2 separate regions of the Homo sapiens genome follow, and region 2 is linked to region 1. The links are chromatin contacts, found by Hi-C or POLR2A ChIA-PET in ENCODE. All regions are on one chromosome and are shown on one strand. Each heading gives the region's core, a stretch centred on a gene start or an enhancer-like site at or near the end of the contact. The rest is flanking DNA. Distances are from core to core; before and after follow the strand shown. Region 1 has its middle 70 kb from the start of LINC02341. Region 2 has its middle 31 kb from the start of LINC02341.

The links. Hi-C counts contacts between places; a loop is a spot of excess contacts on that map. ChIA-PET counts read pairs that join two places held with the same protein, here RNA polymerase II (POLR2A). Pooled maps may share reads with other maps.
Region 2: a loop to region 1 is called in a map of CD8-positive, alpha-beta T cell, with 7 times the contacts of the local background. The contact joins two enhancer-like sites. A Hi-C loop is called at or near these places in 7 of 168 maps with a recorded cell type or tissue (CD4-positive, alpha-beta T cell, CD4-positive, alpha-beta memory T cell, CD8-positive, alpha-beta T cell and 1 more), 12 of 37 single-sample maps with no recorded cell type and 14 of 50 pooled maps. POLR2A ChIA-PET finds 5 or more read pairs at or near these places in 17 of 52 experiments (CD4-positive, alpha-beta T cell, CD4-positive, alpha-beta memory T cell, CD8-positive, alpha-beta memory T cell and 9 more).

The regions. Positions count from the first base shown.
Region 1 is chr13:42,351,377-42,357,659 of GRCh38, forward strand. No RefSeq gene overlaps it. Among named protein-coding and RNA genes, the nearest start is that of LINC02341, 70 kb to the right of the region's middle. RefSeq lists enhancers at 2,821-2,910, 2,951-3,040. Within about 2 kb of position 3,120, at least 4 of the 41 ENCODE cell types and tissues checked have a DNase peak (open chromatin) inside an H3K27ac peak, as active enhancers do; they include CD4-positive, alpha-beta T cell and CD8-positive, alpha-beta T cell, where a contact is called at or near this core.
Region 2 is chr13:42,390,606-42,397,228 of GRCh38, forward strand. No RefSeq gene overlaps it. Among named protein-coding and RNA genes, the nearest start is that of LINC02341, 31 kb to the right of the region's middle. RefSeq lists enhancers at 4,148-4,197, 5,098-5,247. Within about 2 kb of position 2,291, at least 3 of the 41 ENCODE cell types and tissues checked have a DNase peak (open chromatin) inside an H3K27ac peak, as active enhancers do; they include CD4-positive, alpha-beta T cell and CD8-positive, alpha-beta T cell, where a contact is called at or near this core.

The DNA of each region.
Region 1 (6,283 bases), core at 1,870-4,369:
CTGAGCTGGGGATTAGAAAGACTGGAACCCTCTGTGACCTGGTGCTCCCTTCTCCCTCTGCATAGGGGGTGTGCGCCACAGCAGAGACAGTAAGGCTGACACGCAGAGAGAAGACCGGGACTGGCAGGCATGGGTATAGAGAGAGACACTGCCCTGATTACATTTTGGGAGTTGCTGGTGTCCCTAAGGCCAGATTTACCCAAGATCACAAGGGTAAAGGATCGCAAGACCCGGAGTTGTAGGAGCCCCTTTAGCCACTACATGGAGTGAGCTTGCCAGGAATGGAGCACGCAGAGTAAGGTGAGTCTGGAAGACCGGGAGAAAGAGCTGACATCCCGAAGACGGCTTTTGAAATTCCAGGATCCAGTGTGCCTGAGGCTAGCCTGACCTCTTTGCTGTCCCAATCATGGGAACAAATAAGATCCCCCTTTTTTCTTACATATTTTGAGTTTGGCTTTTTCACTGGACCAGTTGAATTTTATTCATACAACTAGCAAAGCTACTGTGCATTATTTGAAATAAGATTTTTAAAAATTTACATTTGCACTAGGAAGAGAAAAAGAAATTATTTAGAGATTCTTGATTAGGCAGTAGGATAAATAACCTATTTTACAGCAGCCCTGTTAATTACTGCAATAAATCCAGGCCCCAGAAAATCAATTGCCTCCTGTTAAGTTCCATTTCATCCATCCTCCCCACCCTCCCATTCCTAGGGTTCAGTTGTGGTGACAAAGAAGGCACAGGGTCTGTGATCTCAGTGACATTTTCTCCATTATTATTTATTTTTAATTGACAAATAAAAATTGTATATATTTATTGTGAACACAGATTTTTTTTTTTTTTGACGGAGTCTTGCTCTTATTGCCCAGGCTGGGGAGCAGTGGTGCAATCTCAGCTCACTGCAACCTCTGCCTTCCAGCTTCAAGCTATTCTCCTGCCTCACCCTCCCAAGTAGCTGTTATTATTATAGGCACCTGCCACCACGTCTGGCTAATTTTTTTGTATTTTTAGTAAAGATGGGTTTTCACCATGTTGGCCAGGCTGGTCTTGAACTCCTGACCTCAGGTGATCCGCCCACCTTGCCCTCCCAAAGTGTTGAGATTACAGGTGTGAGCCACTGCGCCCGGCCACAACATGATGTTTTGAAATATGTATACATTGTGGAATGGCTCAAACCAGGTAATTAATATAATCATTATCTCACATACTTAATTTTGTGATGAGAATACTTAAAATCTACTCTTAGCAATTTTCAAAAATGCAGTACATTGTTGTTAACTATAGTATCCATGTTGTACAACAGACTGTTGAACTTATCCCTCCTGTCTGCTTATATGTTGTATCCTTTGACCACCATCTACCCCTAGCCCCAACCTCTCCAGTCTCTGGTAACTAGCATTCTACTCTCTACTTCTATGAGTTCAACCTTTTTAGATTTCACATGTAAGTGCACTCACATAGTATTTGTCTTCCTGTACCAGGCTTATTTCACTTAACATAATGTCCTCTAGGTTCAGCCATATTATTGTGAATGACAGGATTTCCTTCTTTCTTAAAACTGAATAGTATTCTGTTGTGTATATATAGTACATTTCCTTTTTTTTGAGGTATATACATTTAAAATATATTTTTTATTACGATAGTAAAATATGCTCATTGAAAAAAAATACCCAAACAACATAGGAGGAAATAAAGTGAAAAGTAAAAATATCCCCCTTCCCCAAGGCTTCTAAGCTTCTTTCAGAACTCAAGGTCTACGCTTTTAGACTTTTGTATATAGCATGTTTTCTTTATCTATTTATTCATTGATGAAGGTTGATTCCATGTCTTGGCTATTGTGAATAATGCTGCAGTGAACGTGGGAGTATAGATAACTCTTTGACATGATGATTTTATTTCCTTTGGAAATATACCCAGAAAGGGGATTGCTGGATAATATGGTAGTTCTATTTTCAGTTTCTTAAGGAATCTCCACATTGTTTTTCATAGTGGCTGTCCTCATTTACACTCCCACCAACAATGTTTAAGGATTCTCTTTTCTCCACATTCTCACCAGCATCTGTTATCTTTTGTCTTTTGAATACTAGCCATTCCAACAGATGCAAGGTGATAGCTCATTGTGGTTTTGATTTGCATTTGCCTTATGATTAGTAATATTTAGCATTTTTTCATATACCTATTGGCCATTTGTATGTCTTTATGTCTTCTTTTGAGAAAAGTCTATTCAGGAATCTCAGTGACTTTATTGCTTTTTATCTTTGTCCTGCTGATGATGACTTGGAAAGTTTTAAAATATAAAACCTACAAGGTGGGGATTTTTTTTGTCTGTTTTGCTCCCTGTTATATATCTAGTGCCTAAAAGTGCCTGGCTTATAATAAGCACTCAAAAAATATTTTTGAATGAATGAATTAATGCATAGCAGCAACATTTACTTTGCACCTGTTGTGTTAAGTATGTTAAGAGATGCAAGGGAATTGAAGAAGCTAGGAATGGTTCCTGGGCCCTCACAGAAATTACGGATTAGTTTTCATTCAAATCCTTTATTTTTAAATTTATTAAAGACTGATAGCCTGAACATCATTGAATTTGTTCTTTTATATTTGGAAAATATGCTTCCAAGAGCATCGGTGTTCGTAGAGATTCTCACATTATCTGGTTCAGGGATTTCCTTGGATACTGCGAATTTGTAAGGATTAAATGCTTTAAAATTATAGACTCCTTGGAAAGCCCCAAGCTGATCTTATAAAGTACAACCACCTTTTTGTTTTTAAGCATAGGAAGTAGATGACTGAGAGAATAGGATGATTTAATTACACATCTGGGGTGAAAACATGGCAGTGTATTCTGTGTTACTCATGGAGCAAATATAATTCATTCAAGCAAGCCACGGAAATTGTGAATACAACTACCATAATGACTTGGTGATGATGGCTTTCTGAATGCCACCAGTCAGTCCACCTTGGGAGACTGATTTGCCAGAGGCCTCTCCTTTCTATCTGTGCTTCTGAACTGGGCTTGAATCAAAGCCAACCTACTGCCACTGCTCTAACTTGACTGCATTGTTTATGGTAATCCACGTGGACCCTGAAACCTGGTCGTCTGATGCACTACATGCATGCACAGACTGAGGGCAGCCTTCTCAGCATCAGCACAACCTCTGCAGTGAGTACTGCTCATAAGATCAGTGCAGGGAGCAGCAGATGTTTGCTCCAACCTTCTGCAGTACATGTAGTAGCAATCGCAGGGCTGAGGCTCTGTGGGCAGAGCCCACGTGGGCAGTCTCCCAATTTCCTCCTAGGGAGAAATGCATACAGAGGCTTAGCACCACAGTTGGGTGCTGTTCACTTCTGTCTAGTTAAGGAGTCATTATTAGCCAGAAAGGAACTATGATGTCAGTTTGGTCTTTGTGGATTTCCTGACTCAGTGTTTATGAAGGAGACACATTAGTAATGGTCTAAGATATCTGGTCCAATTTGTATCAAACAATAGTCGTTTCTCATTTTCCATTGCTGTGGTAATTTTAATGCATTCTCCTCTGTGAGGCAGTGGAAATAAATACCATGGAGGAAGATTCAAGGAGATGGTGCTTTTTTAGTCTTTTTTCCCTTCTAGCAACAGGATGAGGGTGTAAAAAAGGTCATGGACCAAGGCAATTTGGAGAATCATTATTTTCAGAGTCTGTCCTGTAATGACAGAGCTGTGGCTTTGTGTGCTCTATCTTCCCCAAGGATCCAGTGTCCAGAGTCAGGGGTGTTTCTGAGCCTGAGCACTCTGCAGCTCTCCGAGAGACCTGCACAGGAGTGCTGAGATCCTGCTGGCTTCCCTTTCTTATCTGTGAAGTGAAGATCTGAGAGCTGAGCCCTGCCTACGTTCAAGGGGTGGGAGAGTATCTGTGAGGCTTTTAGGCCTTTGAAGGCAGGTGCTGTAAGAGTGTGAGATAAAAGTTTCCGGAGATGAAACAGTGATCAGGAGGCCTCTGGAGGGCTGCCATCACTGCAGCTGATTTTCCCCTCTCTCTCACCAAGCCCTTGTCATTCAGTTTGTGGCCAGGTAAAGACTTAAGTTGAGGCGGGGAACATGGTACTGTAATGGCCTGTGAGGTCTCCTTCCTCATCCCTCCACTGGGGAAATGGGAAAGAAGAAAGGAGAGAAAGAAGGAAGGTTTGAGGGGGAGGGAAGGGGAGGTCTTTGATGGCATCTGTTCCTAAGAGCTCAGGAGGAGAGAGGCATTAAAGCTGCCAAGTGCCGGCTGCTTCCAGGATGTCTCATGCTCCTTCAAGCCCTTCTGCAGTTGTGGTCCTCTGAGCTAGGGCTGCCCTTGTCTCCGTCCTCACCTGGGGACTGGTGAAGCTCTCACTGGTATTGGCCTGGTGGGGGGTCAGGTGTCTTGGTCTTGGTGAGTACCCCGCTGTAGCACATGGTGTCATCCTGCACCATTCATTGTGTGTCTGACTCTCCCACTAGGCTGAACTCTCTAAGGATAGGCTGGGATTTATCCATCTTTACACCACCTCCCCCAGTTCTGAGTCCCAAGTGCCTAGCACAGAACCTGCCTAAGAAGGGAGACTGATGGTTCAAGAGGAACACCCCCATATCAAGCCCAAGAGAGCGCCTATGCTCCAGCAATGGAAGGTCCTCTCGGCACAGCCATGCTGCAGGGTAGAGTTGGAACATGACAACTGTGAATCTGGTTAATTTTATATCCACCCCACATCCTCTTCATCTCCATGTCTGTCGTTTGTACAGCTTCTGTACTATACATCTCTTTATAGGTGAAGCTACAGTCTCATTTATATTCACAGGCTGCGTTTGTACTTCCTAACATCCACTCCTCTCCCGCAGCCCAATACTCTGCACATAGTAGGTGCATCTGACATGTCTGTATACTCGAAGTTTCCTCAGCCTACATGAGCCTGGGTGGCTGTGATAGGCTGAATAATGGCTCCCAGATATGTTCACTTCCTGAAAACGTCATCTTTCTAAGGATCTTGAGATGGGGAGATTATCTTGGATGATCTGAGTGGGCCTGAGGTAATCATAGCAGTTCTTATAAGAAGAGTGAGTCAGAGGAGAAGGTGATGTGGCCACAGCTGCCTAGGTGGGAGTGATGAATATGGAGGAAGAGGCCACAAGCCAAAGAATATATGTGGCCACTAGTAGCCGAAAAAGGCAAGCAAATGGATTCTCCTCTGGAGCCTCCAGAAGGAACTGGCCCTGCCAACACCTTGGCTTGAGCCCAGTGAGACTGATTTTGGATTTCTGACCTCCAGACCCGTAAGAGAATAAATGTTTTAAGCCACAAAGTTTGTGGTTAATTTGTTACAGCAGCAATAGGATGCTGTACAGTGGCACACCTGGTACCAGTGCTCTGGGGCAACTTCAGAATGGTACAAAAGTCATGCTGAACTGAGGAATGGAGGAAACAGGTACAGATGGATCTGCTGACTTGCAGCCTTCTTCTGGCTCTTAGGACGAGGGGTACTGTGGCCTTCCAGCTTTGTGCCTCTCTAGGACTTAAATGAACCACTCTGGCTGGAGTAGTTCCTTGGTGAGGATGCAGCTGCTGGGAGTAGCCAACAATGCTTCATGGTGCCTGGGGCTCCCCACCTTGGGGCTCATCCCCCTCTTCCTTAAAATCACCTGCAGTGACACAGACCAGGGTCTAGCTTTTGGTTCTTCCCCAAAACACATTTCCAGAAAACAGGAACTAATACTCCTAGGGAAAATGAGCTTCCAGATAATAACTACCTTAAAAACAATAAATTGGACAGCTTTAGCATTCAAAACAGTCACTGAACATTAGAGCATGATTAATATACCCAGAGGGATAAGGGACAATATTAGTGATATGAAACAAGTTGAGAAGCAAAAAGGAACAAAATGGAAATATGTATGAGAAATTTAGAAATAAATAGTGTGGTGAAGTGATTAATACTCAGAAGAATACAGCTGAAAGTAAGCTTGTGAGTTAGAATATCAGATTGAGGCCAGGCATGGTGGCTTATGCCTGTAATCCTAACATTTTGGGAGGCCAAGGTGGCAGGATCGCTTGAGCTCAGGAGTTAGAGACCATCCTGGGCAACATAGTGAGAACTTGTCTCTACAAAAATGTTAAAAAATTAGGTGTGCGGGTGTGAGCTTGTGGTCTCAGCAACTGGAGAGGCTGAGTTGGGAGGATCGCTTGAGCCCAGGAGGGTGAGCCTGCAGTGAGTCATGTTCATACTAGTGCTCTCCAACCTAAGTGACCGAGTAAAACTCTGTCTCAAAAAAAAAAAAAAAAAA
Region 2 (6,623 bases), core at 1,041-3,540, 38 kb after region 1:
CTCCCAAAGTATTGGGATTACAGGCGTGAGCCCTTGCCTGGCCAGTATCTTCACTTTTAACCACCACCCATTTGTAGATGTTACCCAGCATAAAACTGTGCTATCTTTGTAAGGAGGCTCTTTGAACTTAGCCCAATCCAGTTGGCTGGTATGTCCATCAGTTCTTCCTGCTGTATGTCCTTTCAGGCCCTTCTCTTCTCTACAGCCCCATCCCAGAGCTGCCTTAGGTAAGGTCTTCCTCATCTTATGTGTGGCAGAGCCAAGTCTCTGTGGCAGAAACCCTGACATCTACTTCGACTCCCTCTACTGCTTTGCCAACAACGTGCACTTTCTAAAATACATGAGCTTTTAAAAAAATTCAACCTGATAGATTGTCTTCTAATACATGAATTTAATATGTTGATATTTATTGTGATTATCACCATATTTGGACTTATTGTTAACATCTTAAAAATACATACATTTTAATTTCTTCCCAACACTTTTTTCTCTCCATTGCTTTGGAAACTATACATTTAACTTTTTGGTAGGTTATATCTTTACCATACATGAGTTTTCTAATAACATCTGAAATTATTCAGTCACTCTCATTCCTCTATCTTCCTTATTTTTGTCACCTAGAATTTAAAATAAAAGAGTTATTTTTGATAGTTAGTAGTTAAATTATCAATATAATTTACCAGTTTCTTTGCTCACCATTTAAAATAAATTTGTACTCCTTCTTTGTGATCCTTTTTCCTCTTGAGGAACTATTTTTCATTTAGTGAGTGTCCGTAGGTGTTAAAAGTTCTTAGACTTCATATGTCTAAAAATATCTACCTCACCTTCTTCTTAAATGATAGTTCAAATAGGTAAAGAATACTTATTTTTCCTTAAGCTTTGATCACATCACTCTTCTGTCTTCTGATATTTGTTGTTAATGATGAGAAGTCTGCTGTTGGTCTTATTGCTACTCTTTTGTGGATTGTCTTTTTCCCTGTTAGATTTTAAATTTTTTTCTCTATAGCAATGTTCTGCAGTTTCATTACAATGCATCTAGTTAGGAATATATATATTTGATGCCCAGTGTTCACTATAAATCTATGATTTTTTTCAATACTGGAAAATTATGAACTGTTAGTTCCTTCTATATATTTTTTTCTACACCAATTCTTCTATTCTTTCATTTTGGGGCTGCTGTGAGTCTTCTGTTGGAATCCCTCAGTCTGTCCTCTTGGCTTCTGATGACCCTTTTCATGTCTTCTTTTTATCTTCTGTGCTATCTTCTGGGCAGTCTGTGAGCTTCCAATTTCAATGACAGTATATTCTGTTTTCAGGACTAGTATTTGGTTGCTTTTCAGAACCATATATTGTTTATTCATATCTGCTTTTTTTGTTTGTTTGTTTCTCATAGATGTAATTACTTCCTTTATCTCTGAGGGTTTTAAGCATGCTTCTTTTAAATGCTTTTGAGATTGCTCAGGTGTTTCTATTTGGAGGGAGTAAATGTTGCTGGTCTTTGAGCTTGTTGTCTAACTTTCTTCCTGTTAAATTTTCTTTCAAATTTAGGTTTGTATGCTCTTCCTGAGGAGCTCACTTCTCCCCATAGCTCTGGGTTATTTTCCTCCCCAGTTAATGGTTTTGACATTGCCTCTGTCTGGTTCCCAGGAACTCTGTTCTGGATCCAGGTTGAATGTTGGTGGATGGGCTCTTACCTCATGTACTGGGGATACCTACATGTAGCCACTCAGCTGGTGGGTGGCTTCCCCCAGGACGGGGCTCCAGGGCTGTGCCTGCTTCCTGCCCATCCACTGGCCTATAGAAAGGCCAATGTTTTAGCTTTTCCACCTCCTTTTACAAACAAGGGAGCTCAGCACCATGCCTGGCTTCAGGTGGTGATCCTGACTTGGGTCCTCTGCCATATCTGGAAGGTTTTGCTCCCTGTTACCCCAAAAGAATCAGACTTTGGTCATCTATGCCTTCTTGACCAAGAGACCAAGAGGCCCATGGTTTTGACACTATTTATTACTCTTTCTTTTTCATGGAAGTATTTATCTGATTTTTCAGTGTGATTTTATTTTTATTGCAGAAATACATGTTTTACATATTATTGCTGTGTTTGGAGTAGAGATGAGGGGGCCCACAACTTGAGCTCAAAATGCCATTTTGCCAGGGAATATCTCTCCCTATTAATCTTTGTGTTCCCATGCTTGTCACATAGCAGGTGCTTGATGAATTTTGGTGGTTTGCTGTTACTGAGACATGGGCCTATTGGAGGCACAGAGGCCTGATGGTGAGAAAACCCCAGTTACCACAAAGTCAGGGAAAGCTCTGTCTGAGGCCCTCTTCTGTGACTTGGAGGCCTATCTCAGAAAGCTCTACTTCCTGGAAGGACTATCAGGGTGTTAAAGTGTCCTCGCTACTAGAGAGAGGACTGATCCTTTTAGTGCAGAAAAGCATCCTCATCCACTTATGAGCCTTTCGTGTAGTGTTTAAAGAAAGTGTTGTCATTTAAGCTGATTTGTGGCCCATCAGAAGACTCAATATCCCCAAATTTGGATTCCTGGGCCAGTGGGTCAGTGTTCTCTTCAGCAGACTGCCTCAGTGGTAGAGACAGGAGCTGCATTGATTGTTGACAGGACACCAACCTGTGTGAAAAGCAGGTCTCACATAATCTGTCCAGGCGATAATCTGCTTTAGGATTGATAGATGCCCTCTGTGGAGAAAATAAGTCAGTAATGTGCTCTCAGCAGGAAACTTTGTCAGCAGCGGGTTGTTAGAAGTAAAGGGTGTGATTACAATCTAACTTCAGTGTAACTTTGACTCTTCCGTGTGTTTTTCTCATTTATCTCATGAGTCATAAAAACATTTTGATGATTGCAGCAAAGTCTGTGGCTACTTAGCTCTACCACACTGGAAACACTTTATCCAGTAATAGAAAGAAATAGAGTGCCACATTGTTATGTTCCAGAGATCCAGCCTCCGCTCTTTCTTTGTCTTTTATTGGAAACTTGTGAGATTTGGAAGACTGTTCCCTGGATGCATTTGGCATCCCAGTTTGCTGAGAGTTTCTACAGTTCTGGTTCACTGCTGGCTCAGCGTGGTGTGGGAGACATTGGGTGTTTTGCCTGTCCAGCATCTATTTCCATTCTTCTAGGAACTGGATGTTTCTGTCTGGTGGAGAACGTATTCCACAACTGGAGCCAGACCCACCCTGCCACAGAGGAAGCCACGTGACCCAGGAGTGGTTTAGAAATGGGCACATGACCCAAGCAGAGGCTTCCCAGGACCTTTCTGTTGGAACTATTTGAAACTACTTTCATTCCACTGGAATTCTATGCTGGCAACCACCTTCTCACCTTTTGGAGAGCACCTGTCCAGCAGGTGCAGAGAGAGGCACGTGTATGATGACATTGTCTGAAACCTTACATCAGCCTTGCCCGAGGTCAAATGCATTTCAGTGAATAAACTCATGGATTTCTTTCTTGATTTAAGCTAATTTGAGTTGAATTTCTGTCACTCAAGACTGAAAGTGTCCTGACCCTTATGTGTAGGAGTTAGGAGTGAGAAATCATTTAACAGAATTCTTGAGAGCATGCTCTGTTTACATCTTCACTCATTTCAAGCCCAGGCTACTTATGATGCATGCCTGGCCCTTAGGCACTCTCAGCATAGTTGTTTATGAAGGATTTTGGACAATAATTGACTTTTTGGGTGTCTAAGGTTTGAGTTTCTTTTATCAACTAGTGCTGGAGGAGCCAAATAGTCAAGACTGGGGAAAGGAGAGGAGGAAGAAGACCATGAAGTAGGGAACCTACTGATCCTAGGAGCCATCCAGGAACTGCAACTATTGTGTGCCTAAATACAGGAAGGGCCAGCGACTGAGGATGTGCCTTCTGGATGCCTGCCACGTTTCCTGCTCATTCACCCAAGCCTGCCGAGATATCAGTTTACCCAGAGAGTCAACGTACTTTTTCCACAGTGAGACCAATTGAGAACACAAGTATCCCAATTTCCAGGCAAGTGCTCTATTTATCAGATCACACTTCCTTCCTGCTTTGAGAACAAAATAACCTAGCAGTCAGAAAGCACAATTGGGCACAAGATTCTACAAACAACAGGAGAACATATCCTGTAGAAAAACAGCACAGTGTGCGTGGTCTGTGTAGCTGGGAGCTCCTGTAGAACAGGTGGGCTTTCAGAAGTTCAAGAGAAGGAAGATAGGACAGAGAACCTCTGAGCTTGCCTCTTTCCACCAAAAAGCTGTGGAGGTTCTGACTCAGGGTACACAGGTGCAGTAAGACTGTGTGGGGCAGGAGGAACAGCAGGAGGAGAAGACATAGAAATCAGTAGAAGGCAAGGCTGAATGAGGGGACTGATTGCTGATTAGAATCTTGCTCTTCTCTTCTATGTGTTGTGTTCCAAGGGAACCCCTAAGTCTGAATATGGATTGGAATAGGAACCTTGAAACTGTCATTGAGGAGCGAAGCATGGCAGTGTTGGGGTGGGTGTTGCCAGGTGGACGGGATGGGGAGAGGAAGTGGTTTTGTAGGAGAACAAAAGAGAAGCAAGTGAAGATGGTTTCTTCACCAGAAGCTGCCCTCAAGCCGAGTAAGCGAGGCATGGAATGTTGGGCTTCTAGAAAGATCCTGGACCTTAGGCCCTGATCCAGGTGGAGCCCAGAGGGCTGAGATCAGAGGAAACCTGCTGAGAAAGTGTGGGATTTCTTACCACAAGACAGTCTTACTGCCCTGACCAGACCTGGCCACGATTGACATTTAGACAAAAAAGAGCACACAGAGAACACTGAGGAGCGTGGCCCACCCATGCTGTGTAGGAGGCAGACAGACACCTTTTGTCTGTGAGGCCAGTACACTCTGTGTGTCTCCTCTAGTCTACAGCCAATTCCCTCAGCCATCGCTGGCTTTTAATCCAAAAACTCATCTGTGGGAGATTGATTCAGCGCCTACGTGCTGCCTGTCAGCTCAGGGCCAGGGCAAAGCCAAGCAGGGCACAGATGTGGCTTCTGCTCCCACCTTTCTGGCTCCTCCATGCCCTTTAATTCATTGCATCAGGTTCCCCTTTTTAAGAGCTTAACGACTGAGGTGTGTGCACAGCTTGTGTTCCTGACCAAGGAAAAACTCTGTGCTCTGTCTGCGGCACGTCAGCATCCTCCCCCGTCTCCTGTTGCCAGCCTCTGCCCTGCCCAATGCAGTTCAGCTGGCTTGCCAGCACCGATGGGAAGCCTTCTGGTTGCCCCTGGCTGATGAAGGTCTTCTCTCCCCACCCCCAGCCCTGCTCCCAAATGGGGAGAGTTTTTGGAGACCCTCAAAATAATTATTCACTCCATTAATTAGATGTGTAAAAAGGGTGGGGGATATTACTCTAGGAACGAATTTGAGACCCTTGTGGTGTCAGAGAAAGGACTAAATGGACAACAAGCCCACATTATAAATTATTTATTTCATCCATTCCATCTGAACAATGGATACGTCCATGTGAAAACCAGAGCTCAAAAATCAGAATCAAAGGACTGACCACCATGGCCCACAAGCACCCTCTACATCACTGACCCCCTAGTATGTCATTAAAATAATTAAAAATAAAGAGGCTGGGTGCAAGGGCTCATGCCTGTAGTCCCAGCAGTTTGAGAGGCCAAGGTCAGAGGATGGCTTCTGGTCAGGAGTTCAAGACCAGCCTGGTCAACATAGTGAGACTCAATCCCTACGAATTTTTTTTTTTTAAAGACAAGAAAAAAAAAGAAAAGAAAAGCCAGTTGATTCAGGTGCTCTAATGAGATCTCTAGACTTGTTCTTTGAACCCATGTTTATGTTAAACAGGAGCTTCCAGCTCTAGGTTCTTGGGCACAGGCTGATGTGAGTTCATTGTGGATTCCTGTGAAGTGTGTTACTGCAGGTGACCGAAACTGGACTTGGACTGAGGTATGAGGACTCTCCCTGAGATACAAGTGCTTTACTAGTTGCTTTGTTTTGTGTCGGGAGAAAGCTTGGCGGCTCCTCCTCTATATCGTAGCCTCTGTCAGAACTGTTGTGCCTTGTCATCAGCCCTTTCTGGGTGGTGCCATCTCCTGCGTGGCCTTGCCATGAAGAGACTTCCTTTTGGGTACCTGGGGCAGACGCTGCCACAACCGCAGGCGTCCTTTGCTGAGTGCTAGTTGTGGTGAGGAGCTGAGGCCAGCTGACATGAGTGTGCCGGTGCTCCAGGATTATGCTGGTTGACCAAGTTGGTCAGCTGAAAAATTCCTTAAAATACCCCAGGGGCCTGTTTTTATTTTGTATTGTTTCTGAAAGGATAAATACTTGAAAACATGGATGCCAGAGAAGAGAGCTCTATGACTTTTATGAAATTGGCCATGCGCAAGTTTAACAAAAAACTAGTTAAAAGACTAGAAATTATGGTTACAAAATATCTTTGCTAATAGTTTACTGTCTGGCTTGGGTGAGTTTAACTTTAAGGTGTGGTAGCTCTGGAAATTTATCGTGAGTCACACATAATAACCGGCTACACCATCAGGCATCAGCCCACACACAATTTTCCAGCCCTGAACTTTGAGTGTTTCATAGAAAATGAAAATAATGCAGTTTTATGTTTTATTCTAGGGATGAGGTGGTTGGCACCATTTT